Regions from separate parts of the Homo sapiens genome. Here region 1 is linked to region 2. A link is a contact called in ENCODE Hi-C or POLR2A ChIA-PET data. All regions are on one chromosome and are shown on one strand. Each heading gives the region's core, a stretch centred on a gene start or an enhancer-like site at or near the end of the contact. The rest is flanking DNA. Distances are from core to core; before and after follow the strand shown. Region 1 holds the start of STRBP (spermatid perinuclear RNA binding protein). Region 2 holds the start of RAB14 (RAB14, member RAS oncogene family).

Evidence for each region. Hi-C counts contacts between places; a loop is a spot of excess contacts on that map. ChIA-PET counts read pairs that join two places held with the same protein, here RNA polymerase II (POLR2A). Pooled maps may share reads with other maps.
Region 1: a pooled map shows a loop between it and region 2 (9-fold over the local background). The contact joins the promoter of STRBP here to the promoter of RAB14 in region 2. A Hi-C loop is called at or near these places in 1 of 168 maps with a recorded cell type or tissue (dorsolateral prefrontal cortex) and 9 of 50 pooled maps. POLR2A ChIA-PET finds 5 or more read pairs at or near these places in 1 of 52 experiments (activated T-cell).

What each region holds. Positions count from the first base shown.
Region 1 is chr9:123,267,286-123,269,985 of GRCh38, forward strand. It overlaps STRBP (spermatid perinuclear RNA binding protein), which reads right to left and starts at 1,301. Exons shown (of 19, transcript NM_018387.5): 1 at 1,151-1,301. RefSeq lists silencers at 1,027-1,076, 1,247-1,726 and an enhancer at 1,127-1,627.
Region 2 is chr9:121,200,476-121,203,175 of GRCh38, forward strand. RAB14 (RAB14, member RAS oncogene family) reads right to left here and starts at 1,394. Exons shown (of 8, transcript NM_016322.4): 1 at 1,164-1,394. It also overlaps a transcript of GSN not described here and the pseudogene RN7SL181P. RefSeq lists silencers at 576-825, 846-1,315 and enhancers at 1,008-1,507, 1,326-1,545, 1,816-1,975.

The sequences.
Region 1 (2,700 bases), core at 51-2,550, 2.1 Mb after region 2:
TAAACACCCTCCATTTCACGCACTTCTCCCGCTATCCTTTAAATGCCCCACACACCTCCTGCTCTCCATCCCCATCACCCTTCTCCTACTGTCCCCACCTCTCTCTGCAAGCCCTCAAACTAAGTCTCTGCCCCAATGAACTTCCCCCTTCCACCCCATACTCCTCTTCCCTGAGCACCAGATACCTGCCTTTTTATCCTTACATGTCAACCCCCTCCCGCCTCCCTGCAGGCTCCCCTATACACCTGGCCACACACTCCCTCACACCCCTCGCAGGTCTCCTGGAGCCCCTGGGCCTACCCTTCATTTCCCTATCACCCCAGAAGCCTAGGCACCCTGCTCCCCTCCCTCCCTTTCAGGCGCTCCCTGCCTGCCCTCACTTCCCCCTGCCCCGACCCCCTCCTCCATCGTTCCCCTTCACGGGCGTCCCGGTGGCCTTCCTAATACCCGCCCCACTCCCTGCCCCTGGCACGCAGCGCTCCTTCCAGTCCTGCTCGAGTCCCCAGTCTTCTCCCTCCATTCCCACCCCACTCGTCCCTGCCCTCCCCAAAAGCCCCCTCATTCCCTCTTGAACCCCACAATATAGTGCCCCCCCCCACCGGACGGAATGTCCTCCATCTCGCACTCGCCTGGCCCAGGGGGCCCCCCAAACCTGCCTGAAGGCTCTCCTCCTCCATTGGGCCGGATCCCTCTGCACCCCTATTTACCCCCAAATCTGCCCACACCTTCCGCCTGCCCCCCGAAGCCTCTCCCCAGCTCCTGCCCCCAATGTCCTCCAACACCTGCCCCGAGCCCCGAGCCCTCCGTCCCGGAAGACCTCCCGGCACCGCGTCCCCCAACCCTGCCCACGCCCTCCCCTGATCGGCCGGGACCCCGTCCCCGCGAAGGTGAGGAAGGCTGCCCGCTGCCCTTGCCCGAAGCGGCCGGGGCACCGCAGCGGCGGCGGCGGCGGCCACAATGCCGGAGCCGCGGGGCCGGGATTGCTCCCTGCTCTCCGCCTCGGCCGCCACCGCCGCCGCCGCTGCTAAGGACGCACAACAAACAATGCGGGGCCCGGGCCGGCTCCGCCAACCGCCTCAACCGCCGCCTTAACCGCCGCCCGCCCGGGACGGCCCGCCGCGCAGGCGCCCGCCCCGCCGCCGGAGCCTACCCGCGCCGCCGCGCTCTGCCCGCGCCCGGTACCCGCTCCCGCTCCGCCGCCGCCGCCACCTCGCCCGCTCGCGTCTCCGGCTCCTCTGCCCAGCGGCGGCGGCTGCGGCGGCTGCTGCCCTGGTGGCGCTCGCGGCTCCGGTCTCCGCTTCGGCGGCGGCAGCGGCGGCAGCGAGCACGTGACACCGTCGAGCGCGCCCATTGGCCAGGCCAGGGGGCGGGCCCCGCGGCTGCTGGGGAACGGAAAGCCCGCCCCCTCGTTCGCCGCGCGCCCCCTCCACGCGCGTCCTGCCGCACCTGAGAGCGCCGGCCAGCGCCCGCCGCCGCCTTGCTGTGCCGCCGCCTGCGCCAAGTGCGCACCTGGGAGCGCGCAGGGAGCACTCGCCGCCGGCGGCCTTATGCACCTGCCAGCGGACGCTTACGTAAACTGCGTCCCCGCCTTCCTCCCGGCCCCAGGCCCCCGCTCGCTGCAGCACCTGAGCCCCGCTGCGCTAGCGGCGTAACTGCGGCGGAGCGGAGACGAGCTGCGCTGGGAGGCTAGCGAAATGCACGGAAACTTCGTAACTTCCGAACCTGGGAGCTGCGCCGAGCCGCGGCGGCTAGCCGCCTTCCCCGGGCCCCGCACCCCAGTGCGGGATGCCCCCCAACCCCAGCAGCCACACAAATGGAGTAGGCGTCGCACTGCCTCCCGAGGTAGAGGGGCAGGCCAGTAGGCTTTGACTTGTGCCACCGCCCACCTACTTGCTGGCTGTGTGACCTTGGCCAAGTTACCAAGAACCGTTCTGAGCCTCAGTTTCCTCATCAGGAAAACTGGGACAATAATTCCAATTTAGGAGCTGTTGGGGAGATGGCATAAGACAATAGGTGTGAATCCTGGCACACAGCAGTCGCTGAACAGAAGCTGCTACAATCACCTCTCCTTCACCTGCCTATAATGAACCTCGCTGGGATTGAGTTTGGGCCCAGGACCTCTCTGACCTCCTTATGGTTGGGTCAGACTTTGGCTGAACACCTACCAGCTCTGTGCCAGGGGCGGCGCTGGGGAAGAATTAAAGGTTCGCTTTCTATTCTACAGTCCCTGGCCTCAAGTTCTTGGTGCCCAGCATTCTGCTTGCCAGTATACAGTCCCTGCTGTATACCGGGGGGTTTGCAGGCTGCAGGGATGCACTGGCAAATGAGACAATGTCTTTGCCCTAAGACAATTCCCAGCCTGGAGCAGAAACGACCTGACCACTCAGTGCCAAGACAGAGGACCTTGAACAGCCCAGGGGTTGAGGAGGGACTCCCCACAACAGCCCCCTTGGGGCCCCTTTTCATCTTTCTAACACACCAGGCTCAAATATTTTAACAGCTCTGTTTCATTCACAGAATAAAGTGTAAAAAACCCAATTTCAACTGAAAAGGCCTTGGTGATCTGGCCTTAAGCTTCAAGGTGCACGCCCTTCCCTTTGCCCCTCCTTCAGGCCAATGTGACCCTCCAGCCACACAGAACTACAGTACTGTTGTTTCCAGAGTATGCCCAGGTGTGTAGGAGCCTGAGTCTCCTGAGAC
Region 2 (2,700 bases), core at 144-2,643:
CTCTTGGAACCCGTTTCTTCTTCATATATGAAACTGAAATCCTGGCATCTCTCCTTTGGGGTTTGTAAGCATGAGGATTTGCCAGTGTAGTGGTTGACTTTATGGACTTTAGGTCATAAAAGGGTAATCAGCTGTCATCCAATGCGAACACAGTAAAAAAGGAATAAAGTTGTAACTACATTATAAATGGTCATGTCTGTAACCCTAGCCTAATTTTTGAATGTAGTACAGAAACCACCAGCCACAGTGTGAGCCGAAGCCAGTTTGTAATGTACCATCAACAGCCAGACACACATCACAACTTTAGGCCTCAGTTTCCTCACTTATGAAGTGGAGACAACTTATCTCCGAGGGCTACGCGGGGCAAGATAAATAGGTACAAAAATACATAAATATGTACCTGGCCCACAGTTAAAACGCTTAAAACACTCCAGCTCTGTCGTCTTCTCTTAGATTCTAGAAATGCCACAACTTTCTCTTATTTCTAGATGCTCTGTAGGTTCAGGGCCGTAGAGGCTGTCCACGGGCCTCACAGGAACGCACCAAAACCAGGACATCGCAAGCACAGGCGCACAGACCCAGACCCCGGCCCCGGCCCGGCCCGGCTGCAGGGCCGGGCTCCCCACATCGACAAGGACACCGGAGCTGCCCCGAGACGCCAAGAGGGCTGCGAAGAGCTGCCTTTGTACTCAGAGCCAGACGCGGCCTACGGGACGGGACCGCCACGTCTGGGGCTTGCGGGCTGCAGGGCGGCGCGGCACGCGTGGGTACACCCTGCGGGGGCGGGCTGCGGCCGCGGGGAACAGCGGCGAGAGGGGGGCCCGCGGGAGATGCGGTCCTGCCCAGCCGCGCCGAGAAGGCGGGGAAGGCGAGGCCGGAACACACCCTTCCCTGCACGCCTCGGAGCGCCCCGCCGGTTGGGGAGGGCAGGAGGCTCAGGCCGGAGCCGCGCAGGGGACACCTCCGCCCCCGCCCAGGAGTCCTGTCAGGCCGGCGCCGCGGCGCTCACCGCCGACCCACGGGCTAGCCACGGCCTGACGGGGCCTGGCCCCGGGGCGCCGCCCGCCTGCGGCCCAGTCTCCACCGTCCCCACACACGCCCCTCTGAAGAACCCGGCGCGAGGAGGTATCAGCCGGCCGGACACTACGGAAGGCCCGGGTTACCTGGGGGGTTGCTGGTGGCTGGGCAGCTTTCCGGGCGGGAGGGGGGCGTCAGGACCAGGAACAGGAGTGCGGACGCAGCGGGAGAGGGGGCGGGGGCGGTCGACCGAGGCGCCGGCAGGTACACTGGCAGGCCGAGAGGTGCAGACGCGCCGGCAGCAGTAGCGGCAGTAGCAGTGGCAGCGGTGACTGCTCCTGTGCTCCCTCAGTATCTTCCTCGGGCTGGTCCAAGATGGCGGCGCTCCCTGCACAGGGTTTCCTGTCACCCTCGCAATGGGCCGGACCACAAAAGAAGGGGGAGAAGATGCGCGCGCAGCTGGCGGAGCCCGGAAGAGGGTGGCTGAGGCCAGCCCGCTAGCCACGCCCCTTCCTCAGCCCTCACCTCTGGACTTGTCGCGCCGCCGCTGAGGCCCGCCCCACGGGCGCTCGCGCCCGGAGGGAAGGTGGAAAGCGCGTATGCGCAAGCGCAGTCGCGTGTCCTCGCCTCTTGGGGGAGCTACTGCGCAGGTCTGCGTGGAACCTGGTGGGGTGCGCCTGCGTCTTGGAGAACTAGGGTTGTCGCTCGTGGAGACTTTTGAACAATTTTTAAAGCCAACATTTACCACTTATTGGACGCTTACCGTATACTGGCCACCATGCTAAGCATGCATTTACTGCATTCATTCAACGTGTATTTATGGGGGCATTTACTGTATATACCGCTGTATGCTTCGTATATACCGGTCCTGTCCAACAAACGTCGGAGGCACGCATCCCCATTGTATCCATGGAGAAACTGAGGCTCAGGTTGGTCAACTCTCTTGTCCAAGATCACGCAGCTAGGAAGTGACCCTGCATTTCATCTCTATTTTGACTTCACTTTGGGGTTGCCTTTGACAGGGTGAGAGAAATGTGATATTTTTCACAATTTGTCTACCACCTGCCATCTTCCAACTTGCTCTGCCATAATCACTGCCCCAGAAGGTTTCGTGCTTTTCGGGTGCAGGGACACGTTTTGACTTTCTTGGACCCTGAGCACTTTTGCCTTGTGGCTTGTACATTACACACACACATATATTTCACACACATGTAAGTTAAATATATGTATAAATATTTAACATATTTTACAACTGCATTGATATAAACATGACGTATCAATATTATATAACAAAATATTTTCTCTGACCTGAAAGTTCATTTTTTTCTTCTGACTTTAAAAGAATGTAAGCCGGCCGGGCGCGGTGGCTCACGCCTGTAATCCCAGCACTTTGGGAGGCCACGACGGGCGGATCACGAGGTCAGGAGATCGAGACCATCTTGGCTAACACGGTGAAACCCCGTCTCTACTAAAAATACAAAAAAATTAGCCGGGCGTGGTGGCGGGCGCCTGTAGTCCCAGCTACTCGGGAGGCTGAGGCAAGAGAACGGCGTGAACCCGGGAGGCGGAGCTTGCAGTGAGCCGAGATCGCGCCACTGCGCTCCAGCCTGGGCAACAGAGCGAGACTGTCTCAAAAAAAAAAAAAAAAGGAACGTAAGCAAGGAGGGCTGGTAGTCTGCGCCT